Regions from separate parts of the Homo sapiens genome. Here region 2 is linked to region 1. A link is a contact called in ENCODE Hi-C or POLR2A ChIA-PET data. All regions are on one chromosome and are shown on one strand. The core of a region is the stretch at or near the end of the contact, and the rest is flanking DNA. Distances in the headings are between cores, read along the strand shown. Region 1 holds the start of PPP2R5D (protein phosphatase 2 regulatory subunit B'delta). Region 2 holds the start of CRIP3 (cysteine rich protein 3).

What was found. A loop is a pair of places that touch in the nucleus more often than their neighbours do. ChIA-PET counts read pairs that join two places held with the same protein, here RNA polymerase II (POLR2A). Pooled maps may share reads with other maps.
Region 2: a pooled map shows a loop between it and region 1 (4-fold over the local background). The contact joins the promoter of CRIP3 here to the promoter of PPP2R5D in region 1. A Hi-C loop is called at or near these places in 2 of 50 pooled maps. POLR2A ChIA-PET finds 5 or more read pairs at or near these places in 2 of 52 experiments (H1 and activated CD4-positive, alpha-beta T cell).

The regions. Positions count from the first base shown.
Region 1 is chr6:42,981,232-42,988,599 of GRCh38, reverse strand. PPP2R5D (protein phosphatase 2 regulatory subunit B'delta) reads right to left here and starts at 4,030. Exons shown (of 16, transcript NM_006245.4): 1 at 3,896-4,030. The coding sequence starts at 3,922. It overlaps LOC124900215 (a long non-coding RNA gene), which reads left to right and starts at 4,286. Exons shown (of 2, transcript XR_007059580.1): 1 at 4,286-4,768. RefSeq lists silencers at 1-29, 3,672-3,821, 3,912-3,981, 7,160-7,368 and an enhancer at 4,132-4,251.
Region 2 is chr6:43,305,807-43,313,174 of GRCh38, reverse strand. CRIP3 (cysteine rich protein 3) reads left to right here and starts at 4,349. Exons shown (of 8, transcript NM_206922.3): 1 at 4,349-4,425; 2 at 4,766-4,860; 3 at 5,279-5,336; 4 at 5,432-5,563; 5 at 6,658-6,729; 6 at 6,862-6,956; 7 at 7,051-7,108; 8 at 7,300-7,368. The coding sequence starts at 4,383. The coding sequence ends at 7,361. It also overlaps the pseudogene RPL12P47. RefSeq lists an enhancer at 4,832-5,689.

The sequences.
Region 1 (7,368 bases), core at 2,781-5,280:
GAACTGGGATAGTTAACAATGGAAGGGAGGAGTCATGAGGGATGGAGAAGCAAGATGGATCTTAAACAAATGAAGATGCAACTTGGATGCCTTGGATGCAACTTGTCCATATGGACCAGAGGCACGAGAGCAATGGGCTGAAGTTGCAAGCCACCTGAAGCTCCAAACAAGGAAGAATTTTATCATGGAGCAATTGCACTAAAACTGGCCACCTAGTGAAGCCGAAAGCTCCCCAACCCCTGAGAACATTCAAGCAGGGGCTTGGTGACCTCCTGTAAGGCATGTTGCAAAAGAAATTCAAGCCTTTAATGAGGACTGGAGGATCTTGGAAATCACTTCCAGCTCTGAGATTGTGCAATTCAATAGCAGCCAAGCCCCTTCAGTGAGAAGTGTTAAATCGAGTTATTGTGACTATGGGGGCAAAAGGATTTCAGGGAGAAGAGAGCTCTGTGTGGGCTGGAGTAGGGGGAAGGCTTCTTGGAGGTGGGGAGGAAGAAAGGTGTGGTGTAGAGCAGCTCCATGCAGTAGGGGGAAGGAGTTCCTTCTTTGGCCTGAGCACGCTCCTGCTGTATACTAACCCAGCTGGCCACACTGACCCTTATCAGTGGCTGAGAGCATGGGGTGGAGAGAAATAGGCCGGGGGCAGGGTGCAGGCAGGACACAACATTGAGGTGTCTGCACACACCCCAGACATGAACCCCTTGAACAAAGCTGACCCATCTTCATACATCTCCAATCTATTAGACCATAAGCTGCTTATTCTTTTTTGTACCCCTCCACCCACCCTACAGCACTCAGCATGATGCCTCAGACGTATCTTTCAAAGAATGAGCCTAAGAGAGATCCAGCTGCCTTAGTGTGTGGGTGTGAGTGGGCATGGAGGAACCAGGCCTACCACCCTTGCTCCCTGGCTCCTGCAGAACAGGTGAAGCACACACATTTCAGCCCAGCTCAGTAGTCAAATGCTGTGTAGCACAGAGGTTAAAAGAACATGTTTGGACTCAGCCCTGTGTTTTGGGCCCAACTCTTACTGGCTGTGTAATCACAGGCAAGTTAACTAGCCTCTCTGAGCCTCAGTTTCCTCATCTATTAGATGATGACAATCATAATACCCTCTTCCCTCAGCACAGTGTTAAGGCACATGAAAACCGTAGTGCTGGTCAATGTTATTACTATTATTATGAACAAGAAAAAAATCGGAGGGGGCAGGGGCACCCTACTCAGGAAAATAAAAGAGGTAAGTCCCAGAGGAGAACATGAAGGAAGAGGAGAGATGCGAATCCCTCCAAGAGATTATCTTAGCACCTATCCACTAAGCACGTACTTACCGTGTGAAAAGGAGTTGTCAAACCAAAATGAAACTTAGTTATTATCTCAAAGGGGAAGAAAAGTCTTGTCCACAATTAATTCCCATCCAAGGCCAAACACAAAAGGACCATAAGTGGCCTACTAAGTGTTCTGCAAATCCAGAAAAGAAAGGAGAGTTCACTCCTGACTGAGGGCTCAGAAAGGCTTTAGAGAGGAAGCTGTGAAAGATGGCCAGGAGAGAGGGGACAGGTCATAGATGAGCAATAAAGATCCTCCACCCACAGCCATCCAGACAAACCTCAGTCACACTGGCAACCCCCCTGCCCCTTAGAGCCTGCCAACCATTGAAGAAGGCCAAATGCAACTGAAAATCAAGAGCAGAAAAACCTTATAGGGAGGTGAGAGTTATGCCTGGCTCCATGCACCCCGTTACTTCCAACACCCTTTCCCAACCAAACGTTTACACCCATGGTCCTAGCAAATCTCACTGGCAATTTGTCTTCTTCACAATCTAGTAGGCTATTGCTTTCTGTGGATGGGACAGTATCTAGTCCAACAGACTAAAAATTACAAATGGGTGGGGACCTCACCAGCTTTCCCCGAATTCCATTTCCCTTAGCCCCTGTTGTGGCTGATTTCTGTGTGCATTGTCTACGACTGAGCTACCCAAACCACCTCCGCATGCCCACTCCCCAAGGACAGGGCCTGGGTGGGGCACAAAACCCTGTCCAGCTCACTACTCCCAGGAGGCTCACTATCTAGTACACCATCACCAACCCTGTACTTAGAACCTCAGGCCCTGAAAGGTTAAGGGGACAACTCAGAATCAGAGCTGCCTGGCAAATACAGAACAGCCCCAGGAGAAAAAGTTTGATTGAAAAGGTCAGAGATGGCAGCCCAGTAACCCAGCCAATCAGAGGGCAAATGAAAGCAATATACCTCTGGGGTCATCGAGCAGGTGGCCAGAACACCAGGCCAGAGCCAACCCCCACCAAAAAGGGCCAGCCCCAGGAGAGGAGAAGCTGGGGGAGGCTGGAACTGGTATCCTAGCATCCTATGTGTGAGTCTGTACCTCAAAGGAACCACACCTCTGAGTCAGACCTCAGCAACAGCAGGAAACAGAGGGTAGAAAAAGGCACGGATGAGGAGCAGGGGAAGGCAGCACCGAGGTAGATGAGGAAGGTGAAAGAAGGCAACATTAAGAACTGGCCTGTGGGCCAGGCACGGTGGCTCACACCTGTAATCCCAGCACTTTGGGAGGCCGAGGGGGTCAGATCACCTGAGGTCAGGAGTTCAAGACCAGCCTGATCAACATGGAGAAACCCCGTCTCTACTAAAAATACAAAATTAGCCGGATGTGGTGGCGCATGCCTGTAATTCCAGCTACTTGGGAGGCTGAGGCAGGAGAATCGCTTGAAGCTAGAAGGCAGAGGTTGTGGTGAGCCGAGATCGCGCCATTGCACTCCAGCCTGGGCAACAAGAGCAAAATTCCATCTCAAAAAAAAAAAAAAAAAAAGAAATGGCCTGTGTCAGGACATCATGATAAAGACATGGGTGTTCAGGGGTGGCTGGCCTGCAGGCTAAGAAGGAACAATAATCTGACAGTGAGGACAAATTCCCAATTTGAAGATGGTGTAGCTTAGGAAAGGCAGAAATCCAGCACTGGTGCGAAAAGAAAAAAAAAAAGGAAAAATGCAAAGGTTATCCTAGGATTAAGAATAAGGGTGAGGAGCCTACTCAGATTAGGAAAGGTGACTGGTCTAGGATGCACTTGGGTGACAGTTAGGAGGGCTTTGATACAAAAGAGGCCTTTAAGTCAGGAGACCTGATATTGCAGCTGGGCCTCCAGCAGGCTGTGTGACCTTGGACAAGTCCCTTGCCCTGTCGGGGCCTCAGTCTCCTCATCTGTACCATTAGGGATTGCACTGCATGCGCTCAGAGGTCCCTTCCAGCACCAACGTTGTGAGGTTCCATCAACAGAAGGGCTCAGTCCTGCTTACAAGTTTGTGTGTGAAGGAAGAACTAGAGGGAGGGGCCTAGGCCAGATTTGGGTGGAGGAGAGAGAAAGCAGCGCTGTTCTAGGTCAGGGGCTTGGCATGGAAAGAGAAGGGGCCGTAGGGGACTGCGGGGCGGCTGTCCCAGGCGGGTAGGAAGAGGAGACAAGGGGCTGCTCAGGGCGGGGCGAGGGGGCAATTCTGGAGGAAGGTGCAGTTTCAGATGAGGGGCTGCCCAAACCGAAGGGGGATCGGGGCCAGGGGTGATGGGGGGGACAGAAAAAGCAGGACAGTGACCTGGGAATGGGGCAGATCTGGAAGAAGGAGGTTACCCTGGGCCGGGGGTAAGAGAAGGGAAGAAGGGAGGGAGGTGTATGTGGGGGGAGTCTCTCCGGGGCAAGGTGGGGGAGCTGTCCTAGCTGCGGCACAAGCTGGGGGTGCTGCCAGCCGCGGGGGCGGAGGGCTGGCCCCAGGAGTCCTGCGGGGGCTGGACGGGAGGGTCAGTCTGGGGCTGTCCCGGGCCTGGCTCCGGCCCCTCCCAGAGCTCCGCGCAGGCTCCAAGGCGGCGGTGGGGGAAAAAGGGCCACGCTCACCTTCTCCTTTTTCAGTTTATAGGGCATCTCGGCCCGTCCGGACCCGGCCCGTCTCCTGCGGCCCCGCTCCGGCTCCGGCTTTGCTCGGCCGCACTCGGCCCGCTCGGCGTCTCTTCGCCACCGCCTGCGCGCTGCGCCCGGGTCGAGCGGTGCCTGCGCCTCCAATTGGCCCGAACTCCTACAAAACTGCCTGACAACCAGGCGCCGCCTCCTCGGATTGGTCATTGGAGCCAAGCTGCTTCCTTTTTTTCTTATTGGAAAGAAATAGTACAAACCGCCAGGGTTCGGCTTCCAGAATTGGCTGAAGTGGGTGGTCCCGCCCTAAAGTGGGTCGAGCTTAGAGAAGGAGGCGGGGATAAGGGGAAACCCAAGCTTGGCTAGGAGGGCTGCACTCCAGCGTCTGCTGTGCGTCGGCCTCGGCCATTCTTCGCGGCGCTTGGAGCCCTGCTCTTTCCTTCTAAAGGCTCTCACACTTTGCCCGCTCTGCTACCCTGTCCAGTCGGAATTGGAGGAAGGAAGCCCTAATACGGAGGGCACCTTTCTTCACTGGGGTAAAGTAGCCCTAATTGCAGATGCAAAATTGATGGAGGGAGCTCCCAAGGACCTTCCAAGACACCCGCCTCCCTAGACAGGGGTTGCAGAGGAGCAAAGGGGAAGCCTGGCAGGGCTAGGACCTGGGCGAAATGAGTGGAGAATCCCTGGCTTGGTGCAACTTTAGGAAGAGGGTCCCCGTTGCTACTGCAAGTGTACTGGGATTGGGGAACCAGCTAGATTTGAGCAGTTGGGAACGCAGTGGAAAAGCAACTTCATTGTTGACTGTCTCAGGAAATCCATCCCTTACTTGCCACCCTGCTCAAGTCCGTGTTCTAATGGGTAAGACTCAGTTTATGCCCACAAAGAGTTCGCAGTCTGGTGAATCACAGATGTGTATAAACAAAGGATTAAGAGAGAATGTAAACCAGGCAGGCACGGTGTCTCACGCCTGTAATCCCAACACTTTGGGAGGCTGAGGCAGGAGGATCACCTGAGGTCAGAGGTTCGAGACCAGCCTGGCCAACATGGCGAAACCCCGTCTCTATTAAAAATACAAAAATTAGCTGGGTGTGGTGGTGCACGCCTGTAATCCCAGCTACTCGGGAGGCTGAGGCAGGAGAATCACTTGAACCCGGGAGACGGAGGTTGCAGTGAGCCGAGATCACACCACTGCACTCCAGCCTGGGCGACAGAGCAAGACTCTGTCTCAAAACAGCAACAATGACGACAAAAAGAATAAACCTGTGGCCAGGCTCGGTGGCTCACGCCTGTAGTCCCAACACTTTGGGAGACCAAAGTGGGCAGATCACGAGGTCAGGAGTTTGAGACCAGCCTGACCATAGTGGTGAAACCCCATTTCTACTAAAAATACAAAAATTAGACAGGGTGCGGTGGCTCACGCCTGTAATCCCAGCACTTTGGGAGGCCGAGGTGGGCGGATCACGAGTCAAGAGATCGAGGCCATCCCGGCCAACATGGTGAAACCATGCCTCTATGAAAAATACAAAAATTAGCGGGGCGTGGTGGCGCGCGCCTGTAGTCCCAGCTACTCGGGAGACTGAAGCAGGAGAATCACTTGAACCCGGTAGGAGGCTGAGGCAGGAGAATTACTTGACCCCGGTAGGTGGAGGTTGCAGTGAGCCGAGATCATGCCACTGCGCTCCAGCCTGGGCGACAGAGCAAGACTCCGTCTACAAAAAAAAAAGAAGAAACCTGTGATGCAAAGGCATGAGAATGATACAATGGAGGCCGGGCGCGGTGGCTCACGCCCGTAATCCCAGCACTTTAGGAGGCCGAGGCGGGCGGATCACGAGGTCAGGAGATCGAGACCATCCTGGATAACACGATGAAACCCCGTCTCTACTAAAATAATACAAAAAAATAGCCGGGCGTGGTGGCAGGCGCCTGTAGTCCCAGCTACCCGGGAGGCTGAGGCAGGAGAATGGCGTGAACCCGGGAGGCAGAGGTTGCAGTGAGCCTAGATCATGCCACTGCACTCCAGCCTGGGCGACAGAGCAAGACTCCGTCTCAAAAAAAAAAAAAAATACTACACATTGGGTACAGTATACACTGCTTGGGTGATGGCTGCATCAAAATCTCATAAATCACCACTAAAGAACTTATTCATGTACAAAAAATAAATTTTTAAAATTCTATATAAAATAAAATATTTAGTCTTAAAAAAAAAAAAGGTCAGGCGCAGTGGCTCACGCCTGTAATCCCAGCACTTTGGGAGACTGAGGAGGGCGGATCACCTGAGGTCAGGAGTTCAGGACCAGCCTGGCCAACATGGCAAAACCCCGTCTCTACAAAAATACAAAAATTAGCCAGGCATGACGGTGGGTGCCTGTAATCCCAGCTACTCAGGAGGCTGAGGCAGGATAATCCATTGAACCCGGGAGGTGGAGTTTGCAGTGAGCCGAGATCGCACCATTGCATTCCAGCCTGGGCGACAGGGCAAGACTCCATCTGAAAAAAAAAAAAAAAAACACAAAACCTGTGTCCCTTACCCAGGTACCCAGGAGAGCAATGTTACAAGACAGTGGCCGTGGGGATGGAGAAGAGAGGATGGAGCATGAAAATGTGTAGAATCAACAGGATATGGTGATTCATTGTATTGTGGGGGGGACGGTAACGGAAAGGGAAGAGTTGAGGATGATTTCTGGAAGTGATCAGAGTTGTAGGAGGACAACTGGTGTCATAATGGCAAAGGAAATAAAAGACAATTGGTCAGTAGTGTCAGAGAAAGAACAGCATCATCTTGATTCTGCAATTAGAAGATTATGGGTGATTTTTTCAGAGAGTGGAAGACCGTTTTTAGTGAGTGGAAGAGTGAGCATCAAGAGGTGAGGAAGTGAAGATGGCAAATGTAGGGTCCTGGCGATCTTACAGAAGTAGTATTTGGCTTTCGGTGACTAATGACGATTTCAGGGTAACACAAAGTGGACTACATGCCCGCTGTTACCTGCTGGGAGAAAAGCTTGGGAGAAAAGGACATTTATTTGTGGGTGGGTATTTGTGTCTGTATGAGTGCTGATCCAGGCAAGATAACTGATGTTTTTACCCATCTCCAAGGCCTCAAGGAGCACTATAGTCCTGAGGCCTAGAGCTTGCCTGCTACTGAGGAAAGCAGGCATATCCTCTTTAGGCCCATGTACCATCTATCTAGCCCTTGGTTCCTCTGGGACATAGGGGACCAAGAAACATATAGTAGCACTACCAAATGGGAACTTTCATCCATGTGAATCTAGGTACCTAGAACATTCTTTATTTAGTTTTTTTTTCTTTTAATTTTATATATTTTAAGAGACAAGGTCTTGCTCTGTCACCCACTTGGAGTGCAGTGGCACAATCATAGCCTCAAATTCCTGGGTTCAAGTGATCCTTCTGCCTCAGCCTCCCCATAGCTGGGATTATAGACACAAGCCATGGTTCCTGGT
Region 2 (7,368 bases), core at 3,100-5,599, 320 kb before region 1:
ATAATTGATCATACAAATACAAATCAAAACAGATAACATCTCACCCAAGTTAAAATGGCTTTTATCCAAAAGAGAGGCAATAAGAAATGCTGGCAAGGATGTAGAGAAAAGGGAACACTCATACACTGTTGATGGGAATGTAAATTAGTACAGCCACTGTGGAGAAGAGTTTAGAGGTTCCTCAAAATCTAAAAATAGAGCATAGCAATATACGATGTAGCAATCTCACTACTAGGTAACCACAAAAACTAAAAATTATTATTTTTTGAGACTGAGTCTCACTCTGTTGCCCAGGCTGGAGTGCAATGGTGTGATCTCAGCTCACTGCAACTTCCGCCCAGGTTCAAGCAATTCTTGTGCCTCAGCCTCCCGAGTAGCTGGGATTACAAGCGTGCACCACCATGCCTGGCTAATTTTTGTATTTTTAGTAGAGACAGGATTTCACCATGTTGGCCAGGCTGGTCTCGAACTCCTGACCTCAAGCGATCCACCCACCTCAGCTTCCCAAAGTGCTGGGATTACAGGCGTGAACCATCGCGTCCGGCTTCATTTCTTTTTTAAATAATTTTTAGGCCAGGCACGGTGGCTCACACATGTAATCTCAGCACTTTGGGAGGCCGAGGCACATGGATCACTTGAGGTCAGGAGGAGTTCGAGACCAGCCTGGCCAACATGGTGAAACCCCGTCTCTACTAAAAATACAAAAATTAGCTGGGCGTGGTGGCGCGCACCTGTAGTCCCAGCTACTCAGGAGGCTGAGACAGGAGAATTACCTGAACCCAGGAGGCAGAGGTTGCAGTGAGTCGAGAACGCACCACTGCACTCCAGCCTGGGCAACAGAGCGAGACTCTGTCTCAAAAAAAAAAAAAAAAAAGAAAAGAAAAAAAAAAAACAAGAAATGAGAGGCAGAAACAAGACAGGAAAATTCAGTGGAAGCTAAAACTAATATTTTTCAAATTTGTTAAAGAAGAAGCCTTTCAAGAAACAGTTATAAAACTAAGCATCTTGAAATATTCCCTGAAACAAGAAACAAATAATGAGAAAGTGTAGAAAAATTACAGTGTGGAAGGCTTCTACCCTTAGAACTTAAGAATGATAAAACAAGTGTTATAAGTAAAAAGGATTGATGGAGACAATTCAGGAACAGGAATATCCAGTGGAAGTTCATAGACCCCAGTCCCTACCCCATTACCCAGATGAAGGAACTGATGTCCCAAGAGGAGACACTTAAGACAGTGCGCCTTTCACCTAGCAGAGCACAGCACTGCAGTCCATTGATGAATTTGGTGCAAGCCCTTCCTCAACGGATTTGATGTAACAAAGGAACTTACTCAAGAAAACTCGGTTTCACTTCCATCCTTCATAGAGGGATTGATTATTGTCTCCTCTGCTGGGACACTGGCACAAGTTTATCAGCTCTTCCCTCCAGCTCTTCATTGGCTACCTTTCCCCCCAGTCCCCCTGCCTTTTTTTTTTTTTTTTTTTGAGACAGTCTCACTCTGTTGCCCAGGCTGGAGTGCAGTGGCGTGATCTCAGCTCACTACAGCCTCAACTTCCCGGGCTCAGGTGATTCTCTCACCTCAGCCTCGCAGGCACATGCCACCAAGCCCAGCTGATTTTTTGTAGAGATGAGGTTCGCCATGTTGCCCAGGCTGGTCTCTAACTCCTAGGCTCAAGTGGTCCACCTGCCTCAGCTTCCCAAAGTGCTGGGACCAGGCGTAAGCCACCACTTCTGGCCGCCTTTTTTCTTTAGTTTTCTTCAGGTTCTATTGTTGTTGTTGTTGTTGTTGTTAAGACATTACGCATATACCATAAAATTCGCCTTTTTAAAGTCTACAGTTCATGCTTTTTAGTATATTTCCAAGGTTGTACAAACATTACTGCTATCTAATTCCAGAACATTTTTATCTTCCCATAGAGAAGCTTCGAACCCATTAGTGGACATTTCCAATTCCATCTCCTTGACTGGCCAACCACTAATCTACTGTCTGTCTCTGTGGATTTACCTATTCTAAATATTTCATATGAATTGATTCATATGATATGTGGCCTCTTGTGTCTTGCTTTTCTTACTTAATGTTTTTATGGTTTACCTGTGTTGTAACATGCATCAGTATTACATTCTTTTTTACAGTTGAGCAATATTCTATCATACAGATATACTACATATTGTTTATCCATTATCAGTTAATGAACTTTTGGGCTGTTTCTACCTTTTGACTATTGTAAATAGTCCTGCTATGAACATTCATGTACAAGTTTTTGTATAGACATATGTTTTCATTTCTCTTATATACCTGGGTATAAACCTGGAAGTGGAATTGCTGAGTCATATGGTAACTCTATGTTTAACTTTTTGAGGAACTGCCAGACTGTTGTCCAATGTGGCCACACCATTTTATGTTGCCACCAACAATGTATGAGGGATCCAATTTTGCCACATTCTTGCCAATATTTGTCTCTTTAATTATAACCATCCTAGTCAGTATAAAATGGTATCTCATTGTGGTCCTAATTTGCATTTCCCTAATGACTATTGATATTCAGCATCTCTTCATGTGCTTATTGGCCATTTGTGTATCTCTAGAAAAACATCTATTCAAATACTTTGCTCACTTTTAATTGGGTTGTCTTTTTGTTATTGCATTATAAGTTATTTATATAATCTGGTTACTAGATCCTTATCAGATTTGCAAATATTTCTTCCATTCTCTGGATTTAAATTTCTTGAAATATCCTTTGAAGCACTATTGAACTACTTTTTTTTTTTTCCACCAGTTGTCAAATGATCCTTTATTGAAATATTTTCCTTTGTGCTTAACTGGCTGGGCATTCCACAGAACCACTGTTGATATCATCTATGATGTCATGAGGGTGGCGGCCATCAACATTACAGCCCACAGACTGGGCAGTCCCCAGGATCTCTTTAATGGTGCCAGAGAGTCTATTGAACTACTTTTAACAAATATTTATCTGGGCATGGGGGCATATACCTGTAATCCCAGCACTTAGGGAGGCCCAGGCAGGTGGATCGCTTGAGCCCAGAAATTCGAGACCAGCCTGGGCAACATGGCAAAACCCCATCTCTACAAAAAATACAAAAATTAGCCAGGTGTGGTGGCATGTGTCTGTAGTCCCAGCTACTCCAGAGGCTAAAGTGAGAGGATCGCTTGAGCCGGGCAGGTGGAGACTGCAGTGAGCTACGATGCACCACTACATTCCAGCCTGGGCAACAGAGACCCTGCCTCAAATAAATACATTCATTAAAAACACAAATATTTAAAAATTTTAAAGCAAACCAGATTAGAAATGTGTAGTTGGTTTTCATTTTTATTTATTTATTTATTTTGAGATGGAGTCTCGCTCTTGTCCCCCAGGCTGGAGTACAGTGGTGCGATCTCGGCTCACTGCAACCTCCACACCTCCCGGTTCATGCGATTCTCCTGCCTCAGCCTCCCGAGTAGCTGAGATTACAGGCATGCGCCACCACGCCCAGCTAATTTTTGTATTTTTAGTAGAGACGCAGTTTCGCCTCGATGGCCAGGCTGGTCTTGGACTCCTGACCTCAGGCGATCCGCCCACCTTGGCCTCCCAAAGTGCTGGGATTACAGGTGTCAGCCACTGTGTCCAGCCACCCTACAGCTTTAGGAGTAAACGATTGTATACAGACCATGTTCTGAGGCTTCCAAACCGAGTCTTGAGTTCATTAAGGGATCCATCATAGTGATAGCTATAGCTGTTACAGCGTTTACATGCCAGGCGCTGTTTGGGCACTCTACATGTATTAACCTATTTAACTCTCATAACAATCCTATGAGGCAGAGACTGTTATCATACTCATTGCACAGATGAGAAAATGGAGGCAGAGAGGGAGGTTCAGTAATTTGCCTGAAGTCAAAGAGTAGGGTACCAGAGACGGGCTCCAGATTTTGTTGCTTTCAACCACTTGCTATACTGCCAAGGTGGAATTTTGCATTTCAAAGAATGCCTACTCCCTCGCTTTGGAGAGAGTAGTGTTTTAATGATGTCTGCACTGTGGACATTTTTCCTGTCCTTACCGCTCCAGAAACTAGTAGAGCTCCCTGTCCAGGTGTCTTCGTTACACATGTGCCTTCCTAGTCTGGAGTCCACGGCTTCAAGATCCTCTCTCCTCCCCGTGGGTCTGACCGAGGCTTTAATGCTCTTTGAAGTAACAGCGAAATAGCCCTTTGTCTCCCAAGTGGAGTGGTTCTAAATTTCTGATAACCAATGAGCGCCGAGGAACCGCGGATTCCGCCCAGGGAGGCTCAAAGCTGAGCCGTGGGTGGAGCCTGCGGAGGGGGCGGAACTGAGCCGCAGCGGCGTACCTACTGTGTGCCGCGTGCGCTGCCTGGAGCGGAGCTATGAGCTGGACCTGTCCGCGTTGCCAGCAACCTGTTTTCTTCGGTGAGGCCCGGGCTGCGGAGGGGGAGAAGATGGGGCGAATGGGAGCCGCTGGATTCCCTGAGGACGCGGAGGGCTAGCCACAGTGTAGTCCCAGACACCCTTTTCACCTGCAGCGGCTGGTAGTCTCCGCACCACCCGCTCCCACTCGGGTCTTCTCCCTTCCTCTGAGAGCTCTGTGGGGAGTGTGAAACCGGAGCGGGATGGAGCTGGCCTCCTGGAGACACTCATCTCCAGGAAGCAGGGCAGGCCAACCTAATTCCCTAGAGGGCCGAAGAGGGAAAGGAGGGGCCCTATGCTTGGACAGGCTCCTCGCAGCTCGGTTCCACTTTGTCCTCCACAGCTGAGAAGGTGAGCTCCCTGGGCAAGAACTGGCACCGCTTCTGCCTGAAATGTGAGCGCTGCCACAGCATCCTGTCCCCTGGCGGGCATGCAGAGGTAAGACCTGGCCAGGGAGCACTGCCCTGTTTACATCACTGCCTCCCACCCCCCAGGCACCAGCCCCCAACTTCAGCACTGGAGGCCTGCCAAAGGGAACCTCAGTAGCCAACCCCAAGGCCGCCCACCTGGTGGACCCCACACCAGCCAGGAATTTGGGAACCTGGGTCGTGACTGTGGATCCCATGGTTTTGGGGATCAGGGTGAGTGGGAAGCAGCGTCACCTTCTGAGCTGCTCTTGCTCTTCCTCCCTTGACCACAGTGGAAATGCTGGCATGCCAGCCCATCCCCCACCCCTCCCAGGCCCACCAGACTCAGCCAGTGGACAGACACACCTGGCAGCCTGTCTGGGGTGAAGGCCTGTGGGGCATGGCTCCCGCTGGCCTTGAGTAACCCACTTCCCTCTGCTTGTGCCCAGCACAATGGGAGGCCATACTGCCACAAGCCATGCTATGGGGCTCTCTTTGGACCCAGGGGTAAGTACCAGCCTTAAGGGGCCATGGGTCAGCAGAACCCTCCTTGTGGCTGGGAGCTGGGGGCTCAAGCCTGACCTCCCCTATTCTCTCTTCAGGGGTGAACATTGGTGGTGTAGGCTCCTACTTGTACAATCCCCCCACTCCCAGCCCTGGCTGCACCACTCCTCTCAGCCCCAGCAGCTTCAGCCCTCCCAGGCCAAGGACTGGCCTCCCCCAAGGCAAGAAAAGTAAGGCTGGGCTCAGCTCCTCCCAGTCCTCCTCCCGACCCTTCCCCAAGCTGGAGCGGAGGTTGGGCCAGGTGGCAGTCTCCTATCCAGCCCTCTGCTTCACATTCTCACAACTTCATTCTTGGCAAAGTCTTCTCTATCTACTCCCCGCTTTTTTTTTCTTTCTTTCTTTCTATTCCCTCATGTGAGCTGCTGAGTTAAGAGGTAAATTGTTGGGAGGCCGAGGCAGGTGGATCATGAGGTCAGGAGTTCGAGACCAGCCTGGCCAGCATGGTGAAATCCCATCTCTACTAAAAATACAAAAATTAGCCAGGTGTGGTGGCTCATGCCTGTAATCCCAGCTACTTGGGAGGCTGAGGCAGGAGAATCATTTGAACCCAGGAGGCGGAGGTTGCAGTGAGTCAAGGTCATGCCATTGCACTCCAGCCTGGGCAACAGAGCGAGACTCCATCTCAAAAAAAAAAAAAAAAAAAAAAAAAGAGGTTAATTGGGCAGATGGCATTATCCCCTCTCCTCGTGTGTTACAGGTGAGGAAAGTGAGATCCAGACAGGGCAAATGACTGTCCATCCACAAAGCTAGTCAGAGGCAAAGCTGGCCAGGAACTTAGGTCTGTCCCAGGCCAGGGCCATGGAAGGAATGATCTAAAGGAGAGGAGTCATTGGGATAAGGCCAGCCTCTCATATTCTTCAACTTTTCTCCTCTGGTCCCTGTTCTTTCCCTCCATTCCCTGAAGTAGGCAATGACACTGTGCTCCCCAACACCTGACACCCGTGCTGTGGCCAGCTCCTATATCAGCTCAAGTTTCCTGAGGATTGAGTTGCTAACAGGGTTGGGATGGTGGGTACGTGAGCCCCTGGGAGGATGAAAAGGAAGCAGGAGAAGGAAGCAGATAGTCCCTAATACACATAGGGATGGGGCAGGAGGTGGAGTCAGAGGGGGCTCAGCTCTGGGCCTGTAGAAGGCAGACTCTTGGGCGCCTGGGTGGGGCACTCTGGAATGAGCATGGCTTTTGAAAGAGGACAGCACCATATGCAGGCAGGTGCTGGTGGGCATCTCCACCTCAGACATAGCCAGGGCCTCTTCCCCTTTAAAGGCCCTCCCCATATGAAGACATTCACTGGGGAGACCTCGCTGTGCCCTGGCTGTGGGGAGCCCGTCTATTTTGGTAAGTAACAGTGGAAAACTTGGGGAGGGGGATACAGGGTGGGCAGCAAGGGGGAGGGAGGTGATCCAAGGCAGGTAGGTCTCCCTACTCTACCCCTAGAATGGAAGCATTACCACTTCTTTCCACCACCAGCTGAGAAGGTGATGTCATTAGGCAGAAATTGGCACCGACCGTGTCTGAGGTGCCAGCGTTGCCACAAGACCCTGACTGCTGGGAGTCATGCTGAGGTGAGCAGGGCAGGAATGAGTGGTTATGTTGGGAGGAGGCTGGAGATGGGAAGAGAACCAGGCTGAGACAGCTCTCTTTCTCTCTGTGTCTCAGCATGATGGAGTCCCCTACTGCCACGTCCCCTGCTACGGCTACCTGTTTGGCCCCAAAGGTGGGCAGCCCCATCCCAGACACTGGGATGGCATGTACATGCCTGAAGTATGGCATGTACATGGTCTGTGGGTATGTGTGGACAACTTCCCCTGTGGTTAAGCATACCCTGGCCCCCCCACCAAGTTCCCTCTAGGCCTGAACCCTGCACCACAGACCCAGGGCCTTTGGTGATAGGGCTCTCTCTCTCAGGTGTGAACATTGGCGATGTGGGCTGCTACATCTATGACCCAGTGAAGATAAAATTCAAATGAGACGCTC